2 separate regions of the Homo sapiens genome follow, and region 1 is linked to region 2. A link is a loop called in an ENCODE intact Hi-C map of the cell type or tissue named here. Cell type or tissue: HCT116. All regions are shown on one strand. Each heading gives the region's core, and the rest is flanking DNA. Links, peaks and the distances in the headings are about the cores only. Region 1 has its middle 59 kb from the start of TRPC7. Region 2 holds the start of TRPC7 (transient receptor potential cation channel subfamily C member 7).

What was found. Hi-C counts contacts between places; a loop is a spot of excess contacts. Peaks named below come from ENCODE experiments on the same cell type or tissue, not always from the same donor. Only the 100,000 strongest peaks of a DNase experiment are listed, where the experiment ranks them.
Region 1: a loop joins it to region 2, with 4 times the contacts of the local background. A loop is called at or near these places in 10 of 110 quality-filtered maps.

Annotation. Positions count from the first base shown.
Region 1 is chr5:136,418,929-136,429,697 of GRCh38, forward strand. It overlaps the pseudogene HNRNPA1P13. Among named protein-coding and RNA genes, the nearest start is that of TRPC7, 59 kb to the left of the region's middle. In HCT116, for the core only: a CTCF peak has its summit at 6,151 (motif pointing left); a DNase peak (open chromatin) is centred at 6,123; H3K27me3 peaks cover 2,000 bases.
Region 2 is chr5:136,360,631-136,371,399 of GRCh38, forward strand. TRPC7 (transient receptor potential cation channel subfamily C member 7) reads right to left here and starts at 4,915. Exons shown (of 12, transcript NM_020389.3): 1 at 4,623-4,915. The coding sequence starts at 4,624. In HCT116, for the core only: a CTCF peak has its summit at 3,855 (motif pointing right); a DNase peak (open chromatin) is centred at 3,868; H3K27me3 peaks cover 1,407 bases.

The sequences.
Region 1 (10,769 bases), core at 1,524-9,523, 59 kb after region 2:
GCAGAAGGAGCTGAGATCAGAAAAGACAGGGAAGTCCAGGCACGTTATCTCATGCCTGTGATCCCAGCACTTTGGGAGGCCAAAGAGGCAGGATCACTAGAGGCCAGGAGTTTGAAACTAGCGTAGGCAACATAGTGAAACTTAATCTCTACAAAAAATTTTAAAAAGTTAACCAGGCATGGTGGCTCATGCCTGTAGGTCCCAGCTACTCAGGAGGCTGAGATGGGAGAATCATCTGAGACCAGGAGGTCAAGGCTGCAATGAGCAGAGATTGCACCATTGTACTGCAGCCTGGGTGACAGAGCAAGGGTCTGTCTCCAAAAAAAAAAAACAAAAAACAAAAAAAAACAGAAAAGACAGGAGACAGCTGTGATGGAGTGGTCAGTGAGCAGGGTCTGCCAAGGCGAGGAGGTAGACAGTGCAGGCCTGGCTCACAGGCCAGTGTCGGGGTCAGAGGAGCTGGAGGCTGATCTGTATACCTGGGAGGCTGCAAGAGAGGGGAAAGGGTTCTGGAGGCACAATGTGGCTCAGCCACTTACCTGCTCTGAGGCTTGTGGAAAATTATTAATTTGCCATTTTTGTTGGATGATGATGAATATTGACAGATTCATGTGGTTCATCTGAATATTTTGCCTCCTTGAACCTTGGTTTCTTTAGTGCTGAGATGGAGATGATAGCATGTACCCCGAAGTGTTGACATTGAGATTAGAGATAACACGTGCCAAGGGCCTAGTCCCATGTCTGGGAATTGGGAGACACAATAAATGGTAGTCCCTTTTGTTACCAGGTTGGCCAAGGTGGGCACAATGGCTGAGACATCACAAGAAGGAACTCGGGATCACTTAGCTTAAGAAACAAAGAACCATATTCATTCCTGACCCTCTCTAATTCACTTAAGCAGCCTCCCTTCCTATCTGGGCCTCTGAGTTCCCATTTTAAAAATGAAGAGATTGGCCTTAGAAAAACTCTAATGGCCAATGAAGCTGGGAGATAAATGAAACAAAATACTCACCCCCCTACACGGTATAAATTGCTGTATTTTCACTAGGAAAGTGGAGCATCAAGCTGATGAAATAAGTAATGGTAATTCTAGCCCTACATTTTGTTATTAAGGTTAAGTTGTCTCTGTGTGTGTGTGCATGGGGAAGTGGGGGAAAGGGGTATATGTGAACGTGTAGTGTGTGTGTGCCTGTATTATGTTGTGTGCATGTGTCCTGTTAGGTGTCTGGCTGAGTCTTTGGGTGTATCTGTGTTTCTCTGTCTTTGTCTATGGGTAGAGGGATGAGGGAAGAAGTGAAGGTAGTAGCCAGAGGGGAGAGACCATGAATATTTACTGTGCTTCTCTCAGTGCCAGGGGCTCGGGATCTAGCAGTCACAGGTGGGGGTCTCTGTCTTTGTGGGACTGTTGCTTTAGTAGGTCCAACACTGCTTCATTCTGCACTCTCAGAAACAGAGTGACCCTCGGTTTCTGAGTTGGAGAATGGAGTTTCCAGAGCCTTGGAAATAATATAAGGCCCATATTGCAAATGTTTATCTTGCAGTCAGAAGCTGCAGGCCCCTGAGGAGGTCAGTGTGGATTATTCCTCTTACTGGGAGTTCTACTAGAGAAGCCTCATCTCTGGGTAGGACTAGGGGCTGCAATGATTGATGTGGCATAGGAGCAGGGGGCAGCTGGCCTTGAGCTTGCGTGTAGAGCAATTAACATTTTTATTGCTCCCCCACCCCTGACCCCTTCAGAAAACAACACTTGGCTAAAAGCCGAGCTTTCCAATTATGCCATCTATAAATTTAGTGACATTGGCAAGAGAAGCAAAGAAAGAGAGTGTTTGCTTTGGCTCAGGGCTGATTTCCATCCTCTCACTCTGTCCCTCCTGCTGAGAGCTTCCCCATGGAGCATTTGAGGAAAGATAGGAAATAATCATTCAATGGTTACAATGGAGATTGTTGGTTTACGGAGCTAACATATGCTCCCATATGTACTTTCTTTATTGGAAGATTATACCTCATCAACTCATTTCCTTGTCAACCCAGGCAGAAACTAAAGTGCACCCAGATCTCATCAATAAAAGGGGCAAAATTAAATTCATCAAAGAAATGGATGAAACAGGGTCTGAAAGCACATGCCCAGGATCGTGGCTATGCTTGCACTAAGGCGAATATTCTGGCTACACTGGAAGTTGCTTTCCTTGAAGATGTCTTCTGATATTTATCTCAGTAAGGGTTTCTGCAGCTTTGTCTGTGTATCTCTTATATTCTAAGTTCCTTGAGCCTGGGACTGCATGTATATGTTACCCAGGAGGGCTTAAGAAATTCAAGAGCTCTCTGGATGAATGGACATGTTGGAGAGTGGGCATGCTTGGGTCAGGGCTTGTTGTGTGCCAGGCACTGTGCTCAGTTCACCATATAGGTGAGGATCCATGTAGGATCTCAACTCTTCCCGAGGCAGCAACCAATGTAAGTTGTGGCTCACAGAGAATCAGTAGAGAGGAGTAAGAGAATGAGCAGCTCTCATCCTCCCTTTGAAGAGGGTCCTAAGGCATGCAGTCCCAACAGCTGGCAGAAGGGATGCCCCAGCGGCCAGCCATCTTCTTCGCCATCCTGGTTGTTGAGTTCTGAACCTTATCGTTAAACAATAGTCAATTCCACCAACAGATGTCATGCCCTGAGATAGAAATGGGTACTAAAATGAGAAGCAGGAGGCCAGTGAGTGTGGGCACATTTTGGATGACTGCACAGGGCAGACATAGTAGCTCTACCCTCCAGGCTGGTGTGTCATCTATGTCTGGGGGGCATGGAGCTTAATGCCCACTGGGCATCAGGCACAAGTTGGTGTATCTGTTAGATCAGGAAGTGAGCCAGCCGAAATTCTCATTGCACCAGGCACTAAGGAGCCTCCTGGAGAGAACTTATCCTAACGGCAGAGGAACCAGGCAGGGCAAACTTGAGAAGTGTCAAGTGTTATCCAATGAAAAGACCTTCTTCCTTGTTTATCTCTGATCTTGTGCTCTGTCTGATGGATGACTGAGGTCTGTGGTGAGCAGGCTGCTGGAGGGGGCTCTAAGGGAAGTGACCAAGGAACATTGCTTCTGGGCCCCTCTGAGAGCATAGGAACCCCGCCTCCAAGAGCATATAAACCATGCCACTCCCCACACACCTCTTCATGATCTTTTGCGATTTTGAGCACCCAGGGACCTCTCAGAGAGCAGCAGCATCTGGGTTTGGCACTGGGGCCTTCAGAGCCACTGATATGTCCAGTAGTATGGTGCTGCCCAGAGAAATGATGGCACCAGGGGAAGTAGAGGTGGAGCTCACAGGGTGGCCTTGACTCAAATCACATGGTAGTGTGGTCTCAATGGTGAGATTCTACTCTCCTGTGCCTGAAACTAGGTGAGTGCCCTCTTAATATTTCGCGCATTGTTGAATGCAGAACTCACCCTTTCTTGGCTGTTCATAATACAATAGTAGGTTTTTATCTCTTACTAATTTGGGTCCGGAAGTCCACTTCTTTATTTGGAAAGAAAAAATCGAAGCATTTTCAAAGAACTGATGTGCTGAGTTGGGCCATCATGTTTATTATATCATTTTCCCCTAAAGGCTTCAATTTACCAAAAACTGTACTTTAATACTTGATCATGCTGTTCCCTGTCTTAATTTTTTTTTAAACATAGCTGCATTTGCAGAGAACCCCTTGTGGATTAAGAAGCCTAGAAACATCCATGTTGGTATCTGCACTGAGAGGGTCCTCTGAATGCATCAGAGGTATGCATTGGTACTATATGGCAGGTACTATATATTTTTTAGAAGTTGGAGATGCTGCCATTTGAGGAGTTGAAGGCAATTTCCACATTTTTGAATGAACACTGCAACTTGTCTTTGGGGGTAGATCCTCCTACGTTTCCGCAAGCACTCTCTCCGGTGGGGTTGGGAGGGGCTTCCAGTCATGCAGATGTTGGGTAATTAAAAACCACCTCATTTTTCTTGGGGAAGCTCCCACATGTACCAAACAACAAAATGGAAGTCCTACAAACTGAGATTCTGAGTGTTCTGTTCTGAAAAGACAGCTGGTAATGCTGGCAGTGTGTCCTCTCTGAGCTGGAGCTTGTTCAGTTTCATTCTGTTTTGTTCTTACCTCTGTGTTTGACCTGCCCATGCCCAGTGTTAGAAAACACATGTGTCTTCTCACTCTGGCATCTGCTGACAGAAGAAGGGAGCTAGGACCAGATGAGGGCGAGAGGGGCACCTGTCTGAACTCATCTCTTTCCGGTGAGGAAAGACTATGAACAGGACCAGGGTCAAGCTTAGGCAGGGTAGATTGGACCATTGTTATAGTTCTTGGGCTGTTATTTTATTTATTTATTTTTTTGAGACAGGATCTGGCTCTGTCACCTAGGCTGGAGTGCAGTGGTACGCACGATCTCTGCTCACTGCAACTTCTGCCGTCCAAGCTCAAACCATCCTCCCACCTCAACCTCCTAAGTAGCTGGACTACAGGTGTGCACCACCACGCCCAGTTAATTTTTTGTATTTTTTGTAGAAACAGGTTTCACCATGTTGCCCAGGCTGGTCTTGAACTCCTGAGCTCAGGTCATCAGCCTGCCTTGGCCTCCCAAATTGCTGGGATTATAGGCGTGAGCCACCATACCCAGCTTTGGGCTGTTATTTATTGTAGTAAAAAGCCAGATACTGTTGGGTTTTATGACTTTTTTTTCCAGGGTGCACTTGCGGGTGGCTTCCTGAGGAAGTAGAGGTTTCCATTGTCAACCTGAGAAGAAGTTAATTCTAGAGCAGGAGGGTTGCTGGCATTGGATAGAGGGTATAGAAGGACTATGTTCCTAATCTGGGGCCAAGAGTGCAGAGGGGCTTGGGAGACAATGTGCATGAAGATGTCTGGAGCATCCTGGTGGAGGCGATGAGTCAGGTCCCGCCATCGGGGACAGGCTGGGAGGTGCACAAGGACCAGCCTCTCTACACACTCTGTGTGAGGCAGAGCCCATGGGCCTTTGCAATGGCCAGCTCCAGGAGAATGGAGTTGCCTTTTGGGAAGATGTATGCTTCCCTAAATCTGTGCAATGAGAAATTGAAAAGCAAAATGTCCTCATCCCAAAGCTGGGATGATGTGGTCATCAGCAGCCAGACTAGGAAGAAGCAGCAGCTGTGTCTGGCCAGACAAGGAGGTCTGAGAGGAAGAGCCTGGAGCAATTACTGGGAATTTGCTAGAGAGATTTCTATAAACAGGGCTTAAATGCTAATCATTTAGGTATAAAAATAGTTACTTTGATGTGTGTCATGGGTTGGTGAGGATATGGATTCCTGGTTTCCATGGGGATCCCCACAAATCTCAACAATACGTTGTTTTTCTTTATAAAAATTAAAATTAATTATATTAGTGTGTGGGATTCATGCCAGGCCTGTGGAATGGAAAATGCAGGGAGTACTCTTTGGACCAGAAAGAAAAAGGCTGGGAGGGGTTAGGACTTATGTGCACAGGGTCAAACCTATGCAAGTGTAGACACAGGGAAATAAATTTGTTCTGTACACTTACACACACTGGCACTGGAGGGTGACAGGGCTGAGTCTGTCATTCTCCTTTACTGTAAACCATTGTTCCTGGGGCGGGATACCTACAGGGCTGACCACCAGGTTTTTAAAACAGAAAAGAGAACCCAACAGTGTGGCATTCTTCAAGATGATTTGATGGAAAATGTAAGAGATGAAAGGTTCAAACATTTTGCCTTTTCAGACTCTGGTATGAGGAATCAGTAAGAAAATGAAAATAATGGGTTTCTGAAATTAGCACTGAAGTCTGATTTTAGTCCAAGGTGAGATTCCAATTTCCTGTTACCTTGACCTGCCCCCACGACCTCAGTTTCCCCTCAGTGAAATGCCGGGTTATACTAAACGCCTGCTCCTTTGCAGTTGTGATGCTCTAGGCCTCTGCGATGGGGCTACCACTTGCCTGAGACTTGGTCTCTCAAATGGAGATGCTTAGCCTGCTGCCCTTGGCTATGCACACATTGGTGGCTTAAGCAGAGGAAGGCTGTCTTTCAGTCGCCAAGCATGACAAGGAAAAAGGCCTTCATTGCCTAGACAGCCTGCATGCCTGAAGGCCCTTTGCCACCCTGCAGCGCCCCCTGGTGTTTCTAGGTGTCATGCATAGGCATCCTCCCGAGTCCCTTGCATGAAGCCAGGAACCTATTCTATAACGCAGAGAATCCAAGTTGGGGGTGTCAGGATTGCTAGGTCATTTCTCTCTGCCCACCAGATAACAATATTAAAATCCCGGTTATCCCCAGTAGAAAACCAGAAAGGCGCATTAAGCATGAATGCTGTCATATTTCATTTCTGTGTTATACTGAATTCAAAGCACACAAAACATGAAAAGAACAGAACTTCTTTCTCTAGAAACAGCTATTTCTCATCAGCTTTAAATTAAAAGCATGTTCTGGGCAGTCCTTGGCCTTCGACAGCCTGCGTTCATATCAAGTTCTGGTTTACAAGCAGCTGCTGTGTGATTCTGGGTATAACAGTTATCTGTAATTGAAATCACCATAAAACAAATCCCCCCTTCACTGGTGGAGTCGGTAATCAACATCAGGAATGCAGCATTCAGGACCCATAAAATATGCAAGATTAATTTGCTGAACTCCGTTCAGGCTTCCAACAGCTCTGTCACCTGGGGCCAGAGGAGCAGCAAATTCATTCTGAACCTCCACTAGTTTCAAGATATCAAAAGTGGCCTCCTTCATGTCGCTGTCTTCTGCAGTGCGTCTCTGCCTTTGCAGATACTTTCTGGAAAAATCAAACAGTCTGCCAAGGTTATTTGGCTGTGGAGATGCTGAAGTGCTCCATCTAGTTCCTTTCTTCCCTCTTCATTTCTTCCCATCTCAGTAATCTTCCTGCAGACTTCTATAGCCCCAGACTAGGAAAAACAGAAGATCCTGACTTTGGTCAGTGCACCGGACATTCCTGCTTAGATATCATATCAAGGAAGAAGAAATACCTAATGGCAAAGCATTAGGATTTGAGTTAGGTCATCAGCAGCCAGACCAGGAAGACGGCTCAGTGGGTTGCAGTATCTTGCTCAGGCTCCCCCAGAAAGACTCCAGAGCTGGTTGTTGGTTGGGTTCTAGTAATGGTTAAACAGTGTGTAACAGGTGTCCACAGTACAGTCAGGCCCCTTTCCTCTTCGTATTTTTCATGCCCTTGCTACTCCAGCCAAATGAAGTGACTTGCAGTTTGCAGCATGACTGGTCACACTTTGCACCCATATTTTTGCACATGCTGCTGCTTCTCTCTGGCATGTCATGATCTAATCTGGTCTCGTTCCAGCTCTGCTTCTTGCTGCCATGTCTCCCTGAGCAAGTTGCTGTTCTTTGAGTCTTAGGTCCCATTTTAAAGAGAGAACCTTGATTGCCAAAATACCTTTTAATTCTTTTATACTTGGATTTTACAAGAAAGTCTGGGTAGACATTTTTAGGTTTCAACTTCCTCTGTTCAGTCTGGTCTGTTACTTTGTTACTTCAGCAATTTTCGATATTCCAAAAATCTTGTTGATGCCACTCTCCCCTTTTGCCTACTCTGTTTTCTTTGGGCTTGCATGTAATACATCCTTTGTTCCTTAACTATTATCTTCAAAAAGTTTTGAGAGTAGTCAATATCAACATACTTGTTAATTGCCATGCTTATCATGAAGACTCCCGACATTTCTTCTTTCAAATAAGGTGATACAGTAATAGTCTAATTATTACAGATGAGGAAATAGAGGCCCAGAGAGGTTTAGAAAATTGCCCAAAGCCACACAGGTAGTAAGTGGCAGTAGAAAGATTAGAATCTAAAGGTTGCCTTTTAATAAAACCCCTGTTCTTAGTGACTAGGTTGTGCTGTCATGAACACATGACAAATGTGTTCATCTGTCGATACTGTGAACTGGGCTCCTGTTTGTCCACCTTTACATGCTGCTCAGTTCTTAGCACACTGACAACACCAACATTCTGAGCTAAAAAACGAAACAAAACAAAACAAAAAACAAAAACAAAACCCAAAAAAACACATGGACCAGGCAAAGAGACCAAAGCAAAGGATATTCTCACAGGCCCTTGAGAGGCTGATTGCCGGCCTTTCCCCCTCAAGCGCCTGTCAGAATATCCTTTGCTTCAGTCACTTTGCCTGGTCCATGATATATTATGCACAGACAGAAGTGTGCCTTTTGTCATAATTTTAATTTCTACATATAAAATATATACTCCTGTGTCCCCCTGATGTGGTGGTTGAGATTACAGTGAGGAAGACAGTGTAGGGATTTTTTTCCCCCCAAGAACACACTATCATTTTTTTTTTTAAATTGAAATTTCTACTGATGCACTTATAGATTCACATACAGCTGTACAAAACAATACAGGGAGATCTTCCTGTGTGCCCTTTCTCGCTTTCCCTGGATAGTTACATCTTGCACTTTATTCATTCTTTTAGCTGCCTAAATATTATATTGACATATTTTCATTATCAAAGATTCAAATAATATGGAAGCATAAAGGAACAAACATGGAGGTCCTTCTTTAACCACCTGGCTCTTCTCCTGGGCTCTCTCTTCACCCCAGGTGCCACTTTATTCTGCTCTGACTTCTTCTTCCTTCACACTCCTTCCTTGTTTTGTTATGATGGCCAACATGATCCTGGGGCAGAGTGGGATCTGGGGATTTCTGGCTGACTCATCACCTTCAACACTCCGGGGAATCCGGCCTCTCTTCCATGATGATCATAGGTGGCATGGGCAACCTTTGATCTCAACTCTTCTTCTAATTATCTGGCATCTTTTCAATTCCTGTTGCCATCCTTTTCTCTGTACCCAGTCAGAAAGGAATAATTTCTATTCTACAATAGATACAATAATACATTTTCTATACCTGGTAATATTAATAACAAATAGTACAAATAATTAATTAGTAGAAGACAGATATTTTATTTGTTTTATTTGACAGATATTGCCAGACATTGTTCTAAGCACTTTATAAAATATTAATTCATTTAATCCTATAGCAACTCTATGAGGAAGGCATCATTAGTATTTTTACCTTGCAGGGGAGTATATGAGGCAGAGAGAGGTTAAGTATTTTGCCCAAGGTCACACGCAGCTAGTAAATGATGGAGACAGGATGCAAACCCATCAGTCTGGCTCTAGAGTCTGTGCTCTTAACCCCTTATCAGACTCACTGAGAGTTGGAAGGTTCACCCCCTTTCCTTCCCTTCCCTTCTCTCCCCTCCTCTCCCCTCCCTTCCCCTCCCCTTTTTTAATATTGACACATTCCCCCAACATTGACACCTATCTTGCAGGCTATAAATATGTTCTAATATTTAAACCTTGAAAAGGCACATACCCTAACTTATCATTTGTCCCTGTGCACTGTCTCAAGCTCCTACCCCATCTCTCTCTTTCCTATGCTATTTCCTACAAGCCTGGAAAGACTCTTCTATAACTGCTGTCTCAATTCCTCATCTAATTCACCCTTGGGCTCACCGCAGTCAGAGCTTCTATCTCAGTCACTCAGTAGAAGCTACTCTGCCATGATCAAAACTGTCATTTCCTTTTATCTCTCCATATATTGATGTGATTAATTATATTAATGCATTTCCTACCATGGAAACATTCTGCCATTAACATCAGTTTTCATTATTTAAACTCAGTGCTGGATTCCATTTGCTAATATTTTATTTATGACTTTGGTTAGTATCAGATGGACAGACTCCTTTTTGAAACTCGGGAAACATAGGAAGTTCTTTCTAGTTCATTTAGTTTCCTTGTTAATTTATAGGGGTCAGTTTCCTTGTATAAATGGTTTTACTCTGTATGTAGTTCATGTCTCTCCCCATGGGATGTCTACCATTTACCGTTTAAAAGGTAAACAGCTTTCTGCCTGTGGATGACACTGAGGAAATATTGTTAAAGTCCCTCTTCTGACTGTCATTGTGTCTAAGTCAGAGTCTCCTAAAGAGGCTGAACAGCTGCAGAAGCTCTCCATCAAAGAGTTGGGCTTTGAAACAACCGATGAATGTATGAGGAGCCATTTTGAGCAATGGGGAACGCTCACGGACTGTGCGGTAGTGAGGGATCCAAACACCAAGCACTCCAGGGGCTTTGGGTTTGACACATATGCCACTGCGGAAGAGGAGTGGATGCAGTCATGCATGCAAGGCACACAAGGTGGATGGAAGAAACACGGAACCAAAGAGAGCTGCCTCAAGAGAAGATTCTCAAAGACCAGGTGCCCACTTAACTGTAAAAAAGATACTTGCTGGTGGCTTTAAAGAAGACACTGAAGAACATCACCTCAGAGATTATTTTGAACAGTATGGGGAAATTGAAGTGATTGAAATCATGACTGACAGAAGCAGTGGCAATAAAAGGGGTTTTGCCTTTGTAACCTTTGATGACCATGACTCTGTGGATAAGATTGTCATTCAGAAATACCATCCTGTGGGAATGGCTACAACTTTGAAGTAAGAAAAGCCCTGTCAAAGCAAGAGATGGCTAGTGCTTTATCCAGCCAAAGAGGTCAAAGTGGATCTGGAAACTTTGGTGGTGGTCGTGGAGGTGGTTTTGGCAGGAATGACAACTTTGGTCATGGAGGGAACTTCAGTGGTCATGGTGGCTTTGGTGGCAGCCCTGGTGGTGGTGGATATGGTGGCAGTGGGGATGGCTATAATGGATATGGTAATGATGCAAGCAATTTTGGAGGTGGTGGAAGCTACAATGATTTTGGCAATTACAACAA
Region 2 (10,769 bases), core at 842-8,841:
ATTTGGATGCTCACAAAATCATCAATTCTGTTCCTTTCCTAGCAGAATTTAGCATTAAAAATGAAATCTTATGAGCCTTAGAGTCATGTATGCATATAAGCAGATAATGGCATGTGCTACTCAGTGAAATTGCTTCCAATGCGAGGGGCTTCACAATAGACTATGAAGCCATGAGAATTGATGCAGATATTGATGGAGGCCTTTTAACCTCACTGTGGCCTTTTTATTAGCTCTGACTCCCTCTTACCCTAATATCCCTCTAATGATACTTTTTAGACATTTATGCACTTGTGAATATATTCAGCCACCATATCCTTGCTATTTAATTTTGATATCACAGATATTCATGTTTTAGCTATACATATCACACGGGTTGGAAAGAATCCACAAAAGATGCTGTGTCAGAAAGATAAAGTCACATGTCTCTCAATAGTTGGTGGCCAAAGCTTACACTCATGAATCAGATGTGCTGCCCTGATGAACTCTGGAGATCTTATCACAGTTTTAGGGCCAATGATAAGCAAAATGAATCTCCCTAAAATGCAATTGGCATTTGATTGCCCTTATTTTAGTATTTTTCTTAAAAATGAACTTTGAATGCAAATACATTTTTATTTGCACATATTATTGAGATAATGTGTGATTAAATACCCCAATTAAGACACTTTGTTTTACATTTTCCAGAAATGCATACAATTAACATTTGATGTCATTTGGAAGAAGGATTCCAGCGGAAACAAAACCATATATGAGAGGAGGACTGATTATTAAACTCCCTCTTGATCCTTCAGTTGTTATTTTTATCAAGCTGCTCTTACAGATGCATCAGCCAGTCTGAAGGAAGCCAGATGTCATTGACCCATGAAAAGTATAAATCTTGTGCCCTAAGTCCAGCTGCAGATGAGCATGGCCATAAAGCCTTTTGGAGACAGAAATTGTGGTTAATTACTGAAGAAGAAAAGGCCACTTAATCAAAATGTTTTTTTAGAGATATTTGTTGTCTCTTTTCTAAAATGCTACATGCATCAAAATTCTCTATGGAAATTATCCAAGCTTAAAATCAATTCAGCCTGTAATATTCCCCAACTGGATATAGAACCAAACAGAATCTAGGAGTCAGATCAAACACCCAGGAAAACTCAGCTTTGATCTGTGCATCTTCTCCCAAGAGTACATATTCTGAGTATTAGTCTAGAGCAACAGTGATGAAATAGTCATTTGGAGTCTTCTCCTAAACCACAGTTCTCTTGCCAAAATAAAGGGAGTAATAAAGCCCATTCCTCATGTTCCTCAGGAGCACAGTGAGGATTAAATAATGTCTACCAAATGCCCTGGATACCATAACACTTTATACAAATGTTCATGACAATAATGATCAAAATCTTACCTATCAATGCACTTAGGTACACAATTATTAGAATTGTCTCACATTTTACTGTACATTGATATACTCAGCTTAGCTATTTTTCTAAATGACTATACAATAGTTATATTTAACATATATTACACATTTACCATGTAGACACTGTCCTAAGTGCTTTACATAAATTACTGTTTTAAATAAATTATCTTCTGATAAGGTTAGCTATTTTCCTGAATGACTATTTAATCATAGTGACTAACATTTGTTTCACATTAACCATGTGCCAGCCACCATGCTGAGTAATTTATGTACATTGTCATTTATATTTATTTATTCATTTATTTTTCAAATAAGATATAAAGAGAAATTTAACATTATAGATACTCAACACAATAAAGCCAGCCTGTAAAGACAAATGGCAATGTAATGATGAATGAATTGTAAATATAAACATATAAAAAAGGAGGTAAGTACATAAATCATTAAGCAAAAATGATTAGAAATGTATAGCGAACATGACACATTTGAGAACATGCATTATCATTTTAAGTTCTCACAAACTATTACATGGTTTAGGTGCTATTGTCATTCCCATTTAACAGATGATGAAGTGATGGTCAAATTAATTAACCACTTTTCCGAAGCTACACAATGTGTCAGTGGTGGACTCACTATTAAGGATCTAGTCTGTCTGCTTTGAAAGTTTGTGCTTTTGGCTAGTATGCCACTGCCAGCCATCTTCTTTTTGTCTTTCTGTTTTTTTGTTTTGTTTTGTTTTTTGTTTTTCTGAGTTTCTTTAGGCTATAACTTTTTCCATTAGAGTTCAAGATCCTTGAGGGTAGGGAATACTCGTGTATATGGCATATGCACCTGGTGCCCTGTACTCCTGATGCCTTGCATATGGTGCTTGGTCAATCAACTTAATTCATTCCTAAATATTTGAATCTGGGTTGATCATTTAAGAAGATCAGTACACTGGAGCTGTTGGTGTTTACCAGCATCTTCCTTCTCACAAAATGCAGGAGCCATATAATTCTATGACTGTTATTTCCTACTTATGACTGGCAACATTTAAAATAAGGTATGAATTCCTAAGTAAAATCAGTTTCTAATTAGCTCCACTATAAATTATGGCCCATAAGTTGCTAGATGAAGCAGCTAATATCAGAGGGCATATGATGTCCCTTGGTGACTGAGCAGAAAATTGAGACATTCTCACTTCTTCACACTACTCCTGAAAATTTTTACATATTTCCCAAGGCATCCAACTTATTTCTAAGTATCACCTTCCTTTTTCTGTTGAAATTGAGGTGAGATAGTGAACGTAAACTATTTATCATTGCCTTGTAAGTGCTCTAGTGAAATTGGATATTATTAGCTCTATTTAACTTATTACAAATATATTAATTGTGGGTTTAAGGCATTTAAGTTCCCATCTAAGCTACTGATAATAATTTGCTTGTACAACATATATACTTTAAATAAAAGAAAAAAAAGATATATACCTAACTACCCCAAGGTATACACGAGTTCATACATTTCACCAGTTAAATCCTACAGGAAACAAGCAAAGTATCCTTCTTTTACTCATTAAAATGTTTTATATTAAGATATACTTTCCAAATAATTCTACTAATGTGGGATGGTTTTTCCATTGCATCTTGGAATAAAAATATTATCTAGTGTTCCTGAATGTTAATAAGTGTTTCTATTAGTAATTTATTTTCTACCAAGTAACATCATTTAGAGAAGAAGTTATCCTCAGTTTTTTCAAACTGTCCTAGGTACCACCTATCCAAATATAACTAGTGCTTTGTATGTGCTTCTATTTTTCTTTTTACTTTTAAAATCCTTATTTTCCTATTTGGAAGTTGGAAGTTATGAAACTGGATGTCTATATCTCATTGTGTATAGCTCCAGGTGGAGCTGAAACAAGTTTTGATAGCTTTATTTTTAAAAAAGATTTTTCTTGAAATAAAATAGATATGTGTAACCTTTTGATGATTTCACTGACCTCTATGATAAGAGTCTGAAATAAACATCTACTACTGAGAAAGAAAGAGAGGCCCTTATATTATGAAATGACAATACTGAAAAAAAGTAACATGCTTAATATTTATATGGAGGGAAATGTTGATTGCCTTTACTAAGCAAGAGCTCCTGGTAGCTCTCATCCAAGATACCGCATGCATTCTGCAATTAGCCTCAATGAGGCTCCACATAGTTCTGATTTTTTTCTGGGTTAATTACTGCCTAAAGGAGTTATCTAGTCTACATGCACCTAAGTTTAGGAGCAAGTGTTTTTGGAAATAAATATTTATGAAAGGGTAATTGTGACATAGAAGTTTGGTAAGCTTTTAAATAATTGAATCAATGTCATTGTTAAAAAGATCTTGGAGATTGGGTTTGCATCACATCCATAATGAATATTCTGGATTTAATGTGAATTCATTCATAAATTTGATGTGTACTCGGTGCTTCAGAAATAAGACCCACCAGCAGGTGGCATTCTGAGGCAAAAATTCACTGAGTGCCACCAGACAGGGTCAATCATTATTGCCTTTTCTGAGTCTACCCTGAATCCATTACGCCTCTAAATTATAATTAATAGCAATAGCATTTTGGTTGTGTCTACTCAATCATAGGTAAATGAATTTACAACTTCAAACTTAAAGGGGAGATTATGAGAGTTTCAAAGCTCTGCCTAGATTACACCTCTTTCATTAGGAGCATATTTGTTATTTTGAAATGGATGTCTAAAGGAGATACATAGCTCAGACCATATTTTCAACAAGAAGAAAAGAAAAATGACAATCTCTTTCTTGCCACCTGTAGTTCTTTAACAGTGGCTACTTATTAGAATATAACCCTCTCCCTTCTCTCACCCCTATATTTATATTATGATAAATACAACCACATAAATACATTAGAAAGCTGTCAGTAGTGAAGGGAAAGAAGAGACAACACCTATACACTCATCTAGGAATAAAACTATATTACTCTAGCACAAAAGGAATAGGCTACCGACATGAGTTGTCCGTTTCTAAATGGCTTTGAAAACTTAGACATTCTATAAAAGAAAAAAAAAATTTCTTCTACCAACTCAACAAATAAGAAAGATCTCAGATCCATCTAAAAATCTAAGCAGTGCACTAGAGGAAGAAGGCTGATAAATGAAAGTTCAATTACATATTTTAGCGAGAACACAACCTCTACTGGAAAAAAAAATCAATATGAAAGAACCATCATAGCTGCTTACATTGAGGGTGTAATACGCAGGCTTGTTCCTCCTCTAGATGACCGGAATCCGGTGTTGAGTCGCCAGAAGCTGGCTCCCCATGGGTGGTAGCCAAGGATGTACCGCTCTCCGTGGTGCTGAAGTATAGAGCTGGTCAAGTGAGTTAAGTTGCAACGATGTGAAAGCGCGCTCCTCTGTTCTTTGTGTTGCAGTGGTAAAAACTCGCCTTCCGAGGCAGAACCGTGTTACCGTCCTTTTCCTAATCGGGGGGAAATTTCCCAGAGAACATGACGGAGAAGCATCTGTGTGAGAGTGGCATGCGGCGTGGTGATGGGTTGGTATAGTCCCCACCCCCTCTCCCCGACGTAGCTTGAAAGGGAGGTAGCAACTCTTTCTTCCTGCCATAGCTCCTCAGGATTTCTACCTGCCCTTTCCTCTGCCCCAGAATAGTACATCACACACACACACACACACACACACACACACACACACACACACACCTCGTTATATAAGGCAGCATGTTCTGACTTCTGAGGCAGAATATTCATTGGTTTAAACAAATGAGGAATGAGGAATGAGGAATGAGCTGGTTTCCTACCTGTTGTGTCTGTGTGTTTACAGAGGGAGGGGGTTAAGAAGAAAACTAAAACCAGAGAAGCCTAAAGAGCGATAGAAGTAGTTTTCTTCCGTAAGTCTCATCACCACACCACACTTTGTCTTCTGTGAGTGATGTATCTTCCAACTTTACTATTTTGGTTCATGATCTTTTAGCATTATCTAGGATCAGGAAGAGGTCAGTGGTGTAGAACAAGTCTCACATTAGTAACAAGACTAAAAGGGTTAGCTTTCATTTGCAACTTTCCATTTTTTGAAACGAAATTCTCAATCCAAAATACCATTTCCCCAACAGTTCCCACGCTCACCAATTGCTATGTAACCAAATGGTCTATGATTCTTAAACACTGAGGTACTTTAATGACATCATTGGAAAGAAACCGTCTTAACTGAAATATTGCCTGTGTATGAAAAACCACAGTTGCTTCTACAATCTACCTGGGTTACTTACCAATAAATCAGAGTGGTTATTTTCTGAAATCAACTCACAGCTTAATAACTGACACTCTGTAAAACTGTTGCTGTGTGCACTTGCAATACTTAGGGCTAAGGAGTTGCTTATAATGTATTGTACACATGACCATTCTAGTTTTACATCCAAATGAGATTGCATTGGTTTGTTAATATGCTACTAGTATTTTCTCTGAAGATAACATGATATGTGGGAAAAGACCTTGGGATTTTGATTCACTTATTAACTGTGTGACCTTAGACATAACACTTAACCTATTGAATCTCAGTCTTCTCATATGTGAATGGTTGGTAATAATAGGGTTTATAATGCCTTTTACCAATTGTCGTGGTGATAATTAATTGAAAAATCATGTACAAATAACTCCAAAGAGCTGGCATTTAAGGTGTGCATGATAAGTTTGAAAGTTCGTTTTAATTTTTTAAAAATTTGAGACAGGGTCTCACAGTGGTACAATCACGGATCACTGTAGCCTTGACCTCCCAGGCTCAAGTGATCCTCTTGCCTCACCCTCCACAGTGGCTGGGAATACAGGCACATACCATCAGACCTGGCTAATTTTTAATTTTTTAGTAGAGACCTTGTCCCACTATGTTGCCTAGGCTGGTGTCGAAATCCTGGGCTAAAGCTATCCTCCTGCCTCGACCTCACAAAGGGGTGGGATTACAGGCATAAGCCACAATACTCGACCCAGTTTGAATGTTCTTTCTCCTCTGCTTGCTCAATAGAAGTTAAGGTAGTTCTCTAGTTGTGGGCATGGTAGTGTGAACCTGTAGTCCCAGCTACTTGGGAGGCTGAGGAATAAGGATCACTTGAACCCAGGAGGCTGAGGTTGCAGTGAGCTGAGATCATGCCACTGCACTCCAGCCTGGGTGACAGAGTGAAATCCTGTCTTGAAAAGCAAGCAAACAAACAACAACAACAACAAAACCCTCCAAAAAGACTGGCAACAAATGCATTTTATTCTTATAAGCCTCCACGCAAGTTTTACAATATTAATAATTATGTTTCATTGGATAAAATACCATTCTAAAAAGAAATTTTCTAATATCAAGGCTTTCTTAAAAAAATTACAGGCTTGAAGGATACAGAAATTTTATTTTTTATTAGAATCAGAAACAAGTAGATTTAATGCATTTGAATAAAATGCTAATGAATTAAGAGCTCTTTAGTATTGCAATGAAGTGGAACAAAATATAAATGTGAAGCCAATAAAAGTGTCTTACACAACCACAAAGTTAGAAGATTATCTCTGACAAGTGATAATATCCTTTTGATTGGGATCCTCATCATCATGATTAGTGAAGTAGTGTAGAATGAGATAACTCTTAATTATACAATACTTTTAAAAGAATACTGGTTTATGGCTTTTAGTTAATGACGGAATTGAAGTCTCATTATATTCTGTTTTTAATAAACAGCCAAGAGTGTATTTTCATAAAACTCTGACATGAATAATGTCCTTGTTTTCAGTATTGATAAGCTCATTAAAAAATTAAACCATATTTCAGAAAGTTGTGCCAATGATGGTATGACAGTCAAATGTATATATATATATATATTTTATATCTCTCATACACACACACATATATATATGTATGAGAGAGAAAAGAAATGAGTTAATTGTTTTATAGATGTATTCATTAATTGAAGACAAGTCAGAGTCAGGCCAGACAGCTCTTCAAAAGTGATAAGATGACATTTTGCAAAGGATCCAATCTTCGGGATCCTTATAATTGGAGTACTTTATCATTTCCAGAGCATATCATACACAGATATTTGGTTCAATGGGGCAAATACTTGTAATCTGAAAAAATGTTGCATCCATATCAAATTATCATTTTCAATATATAAAACACAGAAGTAATTAGGACTTCACTATCAACAGTGAAAGTTCAGAAGGTGCTCAGCTTTTGGACTAGAGGATGTCTAAATTTCCTGCATAAGGACTTGAGTTTTGCATCTCCCAGTCTCAACCCAACATAGGCTCACAGTAGAATTTAGTGGTTAAGAGTGTGTACAGCTTCTAGTAAAATTTTCTGTTTTAATTCCAAATTTCCTATTCCCCAAGTGTGTCCCTAAGTTTTATCACCTGTGAGATGAAAGTAACAACAGTTTCTCACTTGTAGAATTATAGCGAAGATAAAATGAGACAACACACATGAAGAGCTTACAGCAGAGCCTGGCACATAGAGCTCAGCCTATGTCAGCTTTCACTATTGCTTAACAACTCACCCTGTGACTGAACAGTGAACATACTATTGATCTGTGGTTCTCAGACTTTGTGTGCTCCAGTATCGCCTAACTAGCCTGTTAAAAATATAAACATACAAATTTCTCGTTCCCTAGAAAAATAAGCACTTTATCTCCTTAAGAACCTAAAGTGATTCTGATGCAGATGATTCATAAATCACACTTTTGGGAAACACTGTTATTGTCTATTGAATGACTAGGTCGTTTTAGAAACCAAAGCCATGAATATGAAGGTTTATTTCAAATAAATGAATCTTTTGGGAGACTCATTCTCCCTTTTCTCCCCTCTCAGAATGTTCCTTAAGTCTATGCAACTTTGTGTGGTTATTAGTCAGGTCTGGCTCTTTCTCCTAGATAGAAATATATTGAGCAGACTTCTTAGGCATTAGATTTAAGGAATTAATGTAAATCAGTTTCCATAGAAAAATTCTGGCTGAAATTGCTAGAAGCCACTATACTGAACCCACTTAAAAAGTAGATCTCTCTCATTTTGATTAATGACAGCATCACCGTAAATCTTCTTTAGAGTGAGCACAAAATCTGGGGAAAAATTTTGTGCTGTAGACTGTTCTCAAGTAATGAAAAATTGTGTTTTTATTTACAAACAGGGAGTGACTGGAAATAGCACTATGTCTCAAAGTGATGATAAGAATGATGCCAATTTAATTCTATTCCTATTTATGTGTTTTATGAAAAATTATTCATCTTTCAGTTTGGGCTATAACTGCAGATTTCAATGGTTATGCTTTTACAGGATTTATGTAAGCTATAATTGGCTTGTAACCTATTAAAGGTTTCTTACAAAAGCAAACTGAAACCCATATGAAATATTTATTGATTGCTATTGTTTAAATGTCTCCTCCAAAACTCATGTTGAAATTTAATTATCATTGTAATAGTATTAAGAGGTGGGACCTTTAAGAGGTGATTCATTTACGAGAGCTTCACCTTCATAAATGGATTAACACCTTTATGCTGGGAGTGGGTTACTGGGGGAGTCCAGCTTCCTTCTCTGTCTCTTGAGCTTACTCTTTTGCCTTTCACCAAGGGACAATCCTTTGCATGTGGTGCCTTCTGCCCTGTTATGACACAGTAAAAAAATCCCTCACCAGATGTGGCCCTTGATCTTGGACTTCACAGCCTTCAGAATTATTAGCCAAATAAATCTCTTTTCTTTATAGATTACCTAGTCTGTGGTATTCTATTACAGCAGCAGAAAACAGACTAAGACATTTGTATTCTGCCTTTAAAAAAAGATTTAAGATGGTGTGGTCAGAATGGAAATCCTCCTTCAATGAAAGAAGTGTGCAGGAATGGCAGTCAGTGGATAGCCTCCAGCTGCCATATCCTTCAGGGTGTGCCTCAGGTACAAAGAGCCACCTTTCCCAGGGCCACACCCTTTGCAGGATAGACTGTATTTTGTGACTGAGCAAGGTGAGAGAATACAGACCATTTCAGGAACATGCTTACGTGCAATACTCTTTCCAGGGCTTGCTGCTATATTGCCCACATTATCATAGCTTGATTTCTTCCTCTCCCCAATACTGCTTCCTCCCTTTTCCTTTTAAAAATGTTGAACCTTAATGAATATTTTTCACCTTAAACTCTATATCAGTGTCTACTTCTGGAAAACCTAACCTGTATTAATTGATATCAGGAATGGATTGAGCAACTAGGTGATAAAATGGGATGTTTGAGCTGGATTGCCACCATGTAGTTGGCGCTGACCCTATCACTGGTCATAAATGGAGCACAGATGGCCCATGAAACAAGGTGATGGTCCATTTAAGTTTTCACCTGTGGTGAATTGGGATGTTATGCTTGTGGAAGAGAATGCATTGGTAAGTGGAAAATATGCATTTGAAACTCACCAGAGAAATAATAATGACAAGCACAATGGCTTTGGATAGCTATCATTAAATGCCACCGATATTCGGCAGAAAGATGAGTAGCTGAAGATGCGTAATAGGCAATAGAATTCCAGGTGTAAAAGCTGGAGGACATCTTGGTTGCAAAGAAGCTCTTAAAAACTCTGTTGGGAGAATATAGAAAGTCAAAGTCTCAGCCTGAGAAATCATATTCAGAGTGACTGAATTTCACAGATAACCAAATGGCCATCTAAGGATGGTCTGTCATGTCAGATTATCACCATGTTTAAGAAAGTCCAGAACTCTAAAGAGATAGAGATATCTACATGATGTCTCAGAAAATTTTGTCTCCCAGTTGACCCTCAATCACTAGAGTGATTGGTTTTAAGACCCCCAAATATACAAAATCTGTTCGTACTCAAATCCTGCAGTCATCTCCATGGAATCTGCATATAGGAAGTCAGCCCTTCATATATGTGGGCTTCACATCCTCTGAATACTGTATTTTTGAGCTATGTTTTGTTGAAGAAAATCTATAATACATATAAGTGGACCCACATAGTTAGAATCTGTGTTGTTCAAGGGTCAACTGTACATCTGAACCCTCTGAGCCTGAAGACATGGTCCATCCATCCATATTAAAAGCTAGCAGCTGTCACCTCGTGGAATACATTATATAGGTCTCACCCCCATGAGGTACACATGCCTGCCCAGAGTCTATACTACATTCCTTCCTGCCCACAAGGCCTGTAACTAAGGTTAAGTTGTACTCAGGGTCTGAGTTGACATTAATATCCATAGAGCCATAATATAGCAGAGGATGTTCTAAACCTGATTAAGTCAGGAAAGGGACAATTTCCCAAAAATGCTATAGGAACTAGCCAACATGTATTGGAAAAAGCCAGGGGAGTATATTTGGAATGGGATTCTGAGGATGCTTGACCAAGGGGCCCTGTAATA